3 separate regions of the Homo sapiens genome follow, and all the other regions are linked to region 3. A link is a contact called in ENCODE Hi-C or POLR2A ChIA-PET data. All regions are on one chromosome and are shown on one strand. The core of a region is the stretch at or near the end of the contact, and the rest is flanking DNA. Distances in the headings are between cores, read along the strand shown.

Region 1 (2,700 bases), core at 167-2,666, 1.1 Mb after region 3:
TTTGCACAATGGAGTGCTGTTCAGAAAAAGAAAAATGAACTACACATGAAATCTCACACACATTAGGGTAAACTAAAGGAGAAATATGGAATTCCGGAACTGACAGTTACAGTGACACAAATCAGAACTATGGCTGTCTCTGCTTTGAAACTGACTGGAAAGGACACCAGCAAACTCCGGTGGTGCTGGTGTTGTAAACCAAAAATAAAATCCTAAGCACACCCAGACCATCTTGAATGGACCCCTCCTCTTGGCCAGGGCATTCCTAACCTGAAAAACTAGTAAAGCCATGATGGAAAGGCGGGGGTGGGCGGGTCGGACATGCTTCATTATACCCTCCTCCATTTTGGAATTACTGATAGAAAAGACCCCAAGTCTGAAAAGAAACATTTACAATCTATTCTCTGTGAAGCGTGCTACCTGGAGACATTCCTAAGTCTTACGTCAATAACTCTTTCAACCCATTGCCAATCAAATAATCTTTGAATCTACCTATGACCTGGAAGGCCAGCCACCTTCCAGCTGTCCCGCCTTTCCGGAGGGAATCAATGTACATTTTACATGTATTTGATTGGTGTCTCATGTTTCCCTAAAAGGTATAAAACCACATATATCCCGTCCACCCTGGGCACAGGTTCTCAAGATCTCCTGAGGGCTGGGCCACCGGCCATTGGTCACTCATATTTAGCTCAGAATAAGTCTCTTCAAATACTTTAGAGTCTGAGTCTTTTCGTCAACAGTGTAAAACACGCCCTAAGGCAGACACACACACACTGAACCGCCGCTACCTGCCAGATTCCATCTGGGGCCTTTCTCATGGTGCAAAACGGACAAAAACTCCAAGTCACCCTCAGGTTTACGACCACGGGTCACATCCTGAGGCCCCCACACTTAGAAGCCAGAGTGGAGCAAAACCTCGCCCGACTCAGGCTCCGAGTTCTCCCCTCGACCCTCCCCAGCCTAAAGGCTGTACCCGCTTCAGGCCTTCCCAGCCCGGCCCTCCAGTTCCTTCTTCGGCCTCCCTCAGCCTGGGGTCCGGGTTTCCTCCTCGGCTGAGCAGCCGGGTCCGCGACTCCCTTCACCCTCCCCGGCCCGGGCTTCCGGTTCTTTCCAGAGGTGAGGCAGGGGCCACCTAGAATTCCGCGGCCCCCCACCTCCCCCAAGACCACCCTCGCCCCAGCTTCCTGTTCCCCATTCTGTCCTCCCAACCTGGGTTCCCGATTACTGCCTCGACTTCACCTTGCCGTCAGGGACCACCAGCCGCCTCTTCCGCGCCTAGGGGACGCGCAGCGGCAGCCTCTGCTGATGGCAAGGGTCTGCGCACCCGGAAACTCCAGGGTCTGGGGCGTGGTGCGGCCCCTGCGGCCAGCGGGCTCCGCTTGAGCTTCAGGGCTCTTTCGTTGTTGGACTACGTTTCCCACAGGCCTCAGGGCCGCGGATGAACTTCGACCTTTGCTTCCTTTTCCGGTGTTGTGGTTATTGAGTTAAGCCTGGCGAGTCGAGGTGACCCGGGCCGGGCTGCGGGAGGAGCTCGCGGTGAGGTGGCCCCGCGCTGCCGGGCGAGGTCGGTCCACGTGGAGCCGGGAGCCTGAGGCCTCTGTACGCGGGAGCTGCGGACGATGGTGGTTAGTGCTATTGTTTACGACGTCATTGTGGTGTGTGTGTGTGAGAGACGGAGACCCTAGTGTGTGCCGTGGGTGCTGTTTGATCGGACTCAGGACGGTGAGTAGGGGCGGGGTCTATCGTGTGACCCTGGTCTACGGTGACGTGATCGTGTGACAGCACTGTTGTGACCAACTATAAGTGTGAACGGGGTAGAAGTGTTTTTTTGTTTTTTTTTGTTTGTTTGTTTGTTCGTTTTTTTCCGTGAGCCTGTAGGAGTTTGTTTTGGGTAAAGCGTCATTTTTCCGACTCTGTGATGTCTGTGATGGAATCTCTTCGTGAGGTCTTATACACACACACACACGCATATAGATAGATTACATAGATGATATATAGAAGATAGATAAATGATAGATAATAGATAGATAGATAGATAGATAGATAAGATAGATAAATGAAGTTTCCTGGGAAGACGTGAAGGGGAGGGCATAGGTGTAGTATTCATTCCTGGGATAACTCCCCTTGCATGAGTTTGGAGGCCATTTATACATTAAAGAACTACAGTATTTCCTGAGCTGTGTTCCCTAGAAACTGCTAGGCATTGGTCGTACCTTTTTCTCGGATGTGGGGAGGAGTCGACAGTATTCTAGTTTCCCTCTTCGATCTGGGTGTGTTTGTTGTGTGTGATGGGCTTTTCTGGTGGTGAACACTGTGTTCTTATTTAACCAGTCCAGGATGTCATGAGTCCTTTCTCCCTCTTGGTTATGTAGTTCTGCAAGTGAAGGCCCCCTGAAGTGGAAGACAGCATTGGTACTAATGGCCAACTCAAGGTTAGTTTTTTTTTTTGTTCATTTACCTGGTCCCTTGGTTTTCTCTTCCCAATTAACAACAGGACCGTAGAGATGGGTCCCCTTGTCCTCCATTGCCTTTCCAAATGCCCATTTCCCTTTCATTGAATATTCACATATGCATTAGGTAAATCATTCAATTCTCCCATGTGCTTCTTTTTTTCCAAAGGATTTTTATGGTATAGAAATACAACTCCTGGAGGAGAAGTTAAAACTTTTTTTTAGAATGTAATTTGTTAAGGAGGAGACG
Region 2 (2,700 bases), core at 161-2,660, 1.3 Mb after region 3:
CCATGCCCAGCTAAATTTTTTTGTATTTTTAGTAGAGACGGGGTTTCACCATGTTGGCCAGGCTGGTCTCAAACCCCTGACCTCAGGTGATCCACCCGCCTCGGCCCCCCGAAAGTGATGGGATTATAGGCGTCAGCCACCGCGTCTGGCCACCTTCTTAGTAGTTATAAAGTAGCTCAGATTTTTCATTTATCTCCTATTTCATGCATATCCTATTGTTTGCAAAATGAAACCAGATTGCCGAGGCATTTTCAAATATCTTCTAAAGTTTTATATTCTTAAGGAAAGAACAAATTCTTTCATGTATTAACTAATATATCAAAGAATTTGGGATACAGAAGATGCCTCAGGGTGGTCCCTGGTGGGCTTATCCCATTTCTTTCCTGAAGGAACGCAGGACAGGACAAATTCAGTCTCATTGGAGACAGACCTCTCCAGTTAGTCTTTTTCTTTTGAAACGGAGTTTCGCTCTTGTTGCCCAAGCTGGGGTGCAATGGCGGATCTCAGCTCAATGCAACCTCCGCTTCCCGGGTTCAAGCGATTTTCCTGCCTCAGCCTCCTGAGTAGCTGGGATTACAGGCGCGCGCGACCACGCCCGGCTAATTTTTTGTATTTTTAGTAGAACAATACATTCACAACTGCAGGAGATACGAGACACACACACACACACACACACACACACACACACACACACACACAGAGACAGAGACAGAGTGGGAGAAAGGGAGAGGGCAGTGAGCACGAGCGACCTTTCTAGGTTTACGTCCTGCTCCAGGTTCTGGTGGGCTTTGAGAGTATTTTCATTGCATGCCTGATGTGTGCCCACACCTTGCTTGGGTGTATGCAGTGAGTAACTGGTAGGTGTTTAGTACACATATTAGGCATCTGCTGGTGCCAAAACTTCTTTCTAAATCCTCCGCGGCTGAGCCTGGTGGCTCACGCCTGTAGTCCCAGCACTTTGGGAGGCTCAGGCGGGAGGATCTTTTAAGCCCAGGAGTTCGACACCGGCTTGGGTAACATAGGGAGATCTGGTCTCTATAAAAACTTAAAAAATGAGTTGGGCGTGGTGGCGCGCGCCTGCAGTCCCAGCTACTCTGGAGGCTCGGGTGGGAGGGTCGCTTGAGCCCGGGAGGTCGCGGCTGCAGTGAGCTCTAATCACGCCACTGCACTCCAGCCTGGGCGACAGAGTAAGACCCTGTCTCAAGAAAATAAACAAATAAAAGTCTTCCTCAGCGACAAAAGCAAACGCAAGCCCGAGCTCGCCTCAGCCCCACGCAGCGCGGAGGGCCTTCCCGCCCCGAGCGCACCCGGGGCTCCGGCCCCCGCGCATGCGCACTCCGCGCAGCCCGTTGGGGCTGGAACCAGTCCCTCCCATCGGCGGACTACATTTCCCACAGGCCTCCGCTCGCAGTTCTTTCCGGCTTCGCTGCTGGTGTCGGCTCCGAGAGGTGAGTTGGTCGCTTGCACCGAGGCAATGGGCGCGGGGGTGGCGCGGGGGCGGCGCAGACCTCAGTGTGAGCCAGGAGGCAGTAGCTGTGGAGTTTGTGGCGCTGACTGGGCGCCGGGTGCCCTGTTGCGTCCTCTGCCTTCTCGCTTCAGAGCCGCCCAGGTCCAGCGGCCCGGAATGGCTCCGAGTTAGATACAGGAACCCCGGAGTGAATGAAGGCCCCCAAACAAAAAGACGCAGTCTGAAGAACTGCAGATTGCACAGCTTTACCCGAGCTCCCTCCCATGGAAACTGCGGGGAACTCGGAGACAGATCCCAGCCCCGTCTTCGTGTACCTGGCCTTTCGCTCTGATACGGGAAAGGGTCAGCTTTATTCCAGGCTCCCTGTTATTTCCATCGGGTTTTGCGCGCAGTAGACGGAGGGAGCAAGTGCGCTAGCGGGGGTGTGTCCTGCTCAGCCAAGGCCGGCTCCAGGAAAGGCCCGCGGTCTCAAGATTCCCGTCTCCTTTCCCAATCCTGCTGTTCTTTAGGAAGGCAGCGGGGAGAGGAGGAAATGATTGCTGTTGCATATAGACAAGTCAACATCCAGATGAGTTTGTGTTTCCGTTTTGTTCCATGAAGTGTAATTTTTATTTTTTCTGGGCGTGGGGGCATTTGCTTTCCTCTTCTGTGGAATGAAAATCAGCTCGGACTGAACAATGAAGCAGCTCTGTCATTAATCAGGCTAGGAAGGAAGAGACAGATAAAGCCAGTTGCAAAATTAATAGAAAACATGATTTCTCCCCAGGTGGTGCAGTAGTTGTAAAATGGCATAATGACTCCCTCTTTGAGAGATTACAGTTTTCTTACCAGTGATGTTCTAGACTTGCTTTGCTGTTTTCATTTTATTACTGGGGATACCCTCTTGATTACACTCATGATTGCATTCAATATCTCATTAATCCCTGCCTCTCCTAATCTCACCTCGGAAACAGCAGCCATTCCAGATTGCAGCTGTCATTAGATCCTCCTTAGAATCTTTCAGCTGGAACTCAACCGTTTACGAAAGAGCTTTTCTCGTCTCTCTCGTCCATTCTATTCCAACCCTTCCTGTGGAATTTTCTCCCTTTCTGCCAGTCAATAGATATGATTTTGTCAGACTATGCGGGCTTGTTCCAGTTAATCTTCAGCTAGTTAGACTTTAACCCCTGAAATGTCCTGTCCACTGACCTGGTGCTTTGGCCTTCCTTCCCAGTGAATGATGGGGTGATGAA
Region 3 (2,700 bases), core at 142-2,641:
CTGTAATTCCAGCTACTCAGGAGGCTGAGGCAGGAAAATCGCTTGAACCTGGGAGGTGGAGGTTGCAGTGAGCCAAGATCGTGCCATTGCACTCCAGCCTGGGCAACTAGAGCAAAACTCCGTCTCAAAAAGAGAAAAAAGAAAAAGAAAATAATATGTGGAGTCAATTTAATCCATTGATCTATGTGTGGTATTTCTGAGAGATTATTCAGGAGATTCAGGAGCAACAAATCCAAGAACTAATTAAGAGAAGAAAAAGTGATCAATAAGTTCTTAAATTGTAACTTTAATAGTTTTTTTTCCTTGACTATTTGTATTTTTGAATGGTGATTTTTTAGTTTTGTTCCTTTTCCTCTTAGGGTATAGACAAATATTTTTTATTTTTAAATTAATTTTACTTATTTATTTTTTGAGACAAGGTCTTGCTCTGTTGCTCAGGCCAGAGTGCGGTGACACCATCATACCTCACTGAAGCCTGAACTTCCGGGCTCAACTGATCCTCCTACCTTTGTCTTTGGAATAGCTGGGCCCACAGGCGTGTGCCACCACACCAGGCTAACTTTCATTTTTGGTAGAGTTTGGGAGGAGGAGAGGGGTGTCTCACTATGTTTCTTAGGCTGGTTTTGAACTTCTGGCCTCAACTGATCCTCCTGCCTTGGCCTCCGAAAATGCTGGGATTAAAGGCGTGAGCCACCGTGCCCAGCCTGTATTCATCAATATTTTATTAAGCCAAAGAAACAGGAAATTCGGACTATTAAATATTTGTCCGTTTTAGCTGTTGTAAATATTTCCCCCAAATTTACTTACCTAAAAATTTTTCTTATTCGTTTTTTACCATTTGGAAATTTTGGATGCTTCTAAATAACTATGAAGATTTACAAAGTATTACATGAAGGATCAAAAAAATTTTTTAAATTTCTTATTTTATCTTCAAGAAGCCTATTCCAGAACAAAAATAATAAAACTATTTAGCAGTTATTTCTTCAGATGATTTTTTAGTCAAATTTTTAGTCAAATATATTCGTGTCCAAAGATGAAGAACATAATGTCATGTATTGAAGAATGTGATGGAACTTCAAACCCTCATATAGGACGTGAGTCCATTTACTTAGCGCTTGACGAGACAAGCTGGGCCTGTCGGGTGGTATTAAAAGTCCCAGTCCCATGTGTTACCAAGGAGGCCGGCTCTACCTCAGGAGCCATGAGGGTTTCGGCGCCCCACCCTGAGGAGCTCACACCCATCCAGCAGGTGATCCCTTCCGAGGCTACCTGGATCAGTTTCTACTCAGACTCGCCTCCTACTGGCCCTAAGAACGCACTAACTCCACCCTAAGCCTCAGGCCAGGGGCCCAGTAGTGGCCGATCTGCGCATGCGCACTCGAGGCAAGGCGGCCACTCCCAGAAGTCTCCGGGGCTCGAGCGGTGGGTGGGAGGCGCGGTCCAAGTGGTCGCTGCCGTATTTCTCGTAGGTTTTTAGGATTCTGGACTCCATTTCTCACCGGTACCTGCGGTCCTGACTGTTCTGGCTTGGACTACATATTACAAAGGCAACGGAGAAAACTTGGACCCCTGGCTCCGGTTCCGGGACCTTTTGGTTCCACCTGAAGAAGGCGGCGCAGGTCACTGCGGGAGCCTCTGCAGCCCCAGCCCGCCGCCCGCGTGGTACCCTGCGTGGCGGTGAGAGTGGGGCTGCAGGAGGCGCTCAGAGCGCGGAGGCCCCCAGGCGGGCCGGGCGAGTCTCCCGCCTCCTCAGGCCCTAGGGTGCTGGAGCTGCGGAGGAGGGGCCCGTCTCTAGGAGACAGGCGGGGAGCGTGAGAGACCGCGCAGCGGCGACAGGACCGGCTTGCCTGTGTGACGTGGGTGCAGTTGCGGGACTGTGAGGGGTGCGTAGTCGACCTTGTGTGACCTGTACATGCCGTGTGTGTCCTTTGTAAAGCGTGCTTCGCTGGGCTCTGTGGGGTCTATTGACCCTTGGCTCCAGGTTCCCTGCTGCTTCCTGTGCCTTCCTCAGCCTAGTACGACTACAACAGAGAAATGGTCCCAATGGGAAATCAGATACTGAGTCTTAGATGAAGATTTCCAGTGAGAAGAAACAGATAGGATGAGAAGCTTAGAAGAGTAATTGCCCTTAAGAAAGGTATGATAGATTCTGTTAAATAAAAAAGTATTCAGTGACACTTGTTAAAGCATGCAAAGAACCCTTTATTCAGGACCATGGTGGTAGGTATTGGGATCCCGGCTGTGAGATTTTGCAGTGGGTAACAGACATTGGGCTCAACTCCGAATTCAGCATGAACAAGTGGGAATTTATAGCCAAGAAGGTTAGGGATCACTGGATGAGAAATTACTAAGAGGAAATGTCTGGGTTAAGGAAGATTCTGACTAAACGCACCTAACAGGATTATTTCTGGAGAGAGAGACCTGGGGGACGGTGGAGGATGAAGATACGGAGGCGAAAGGGTCTTGCTAAACTGACTTAGAATAGTTCTTTGCTATAGCCAGATTTTACAGTGAAGTGTACAGATGGGCCTAGCTGAAGGTGTAGTAGCCTGACTAAAATTTGGTCTGGCAGGGTTTGTCAGTTTCGAGTGTAGGATTCCCTCCTGAAAAGGGTTGTTACTCCGCCCCCACCTCCCGGTTCTTGGAGTTTCATTTACATGTTTAACAAACACGGCCTTGAATTCTGACCCCAAGAACCTG

The links. A loop is a pair of places that touch in the nucleus more often than their neighbours do. ChIA-PET counts read pairs that join two places held with the same protein, here RNA polymerase II (POLR2A). Pooled maps may share reads with other maps.
Region 1: a loop to region 3 is called in a pooled map, with 5 times the contacts of the local background. The contact joins the promoter of ZNF529-AS1 here to the promoter of ZNF607 in region 3. A Hi-C loop is called at or near these places in 1 of 37 single-sample maps with no recorded cell type and 4 of 50 pooled maps. POLR2A ChIA-PET finds 5 or more read pairs at or near these places in 2 of 52 experiments (BJ and K562).
Region 2: a pooled map shows a loop between it and region 3 (9-fold over the local background). The contact joins the promoter of ZFP14 here to the promoter of ZNF607 in region 3. A Hi-C loop is called at or near these places in 4 of 50 pooled maps.

Annotation. Positions count from the first base shown.
Region 1 is chr19:36,572,065-36,574,764 of GRCh38, reverse strand. It overlaps ZNF529-AS1 (ZNF529 antisense RNA 1), which reads right to left and starts at 1,416. Exons shown (of 5, transcript NR_173348.1): 1 at 1,210-1,416. ZNF529 (zinc finger protein 529) reads left to right here and starts at 1,473. Exons shown (of 5, transcript NM_020951.5): 1 at 1,473-1,625; 2 at 2,373-2,432. The coding sequence starts at 2,419. RefSeq lists an enhancer at 1,327-1,416.
Region 2 is chr19:36,377,911-36,380,610 of GRCh38, reverse strand. ZFP14 (ZFP14 zinc finger protein) reads left to right here and starts at 1,410. Exons shown (of 5, transcript NM_020917.3): 1 at 1,410-1,448. RefSeq lists a silencer at 1,214-1,303.
Region 3 is chr19:37,718,452-37,721,151 of GRCh38, reverse strand. ZNF607 (zinc finger protein 607) reads left to right here and starts at 1,391. Exons shown (of 5, transcript NM_032689.5): 1 at 1,391-1,883. RefSeq lists silencers at 1,630-1,739, 1,800-1,889.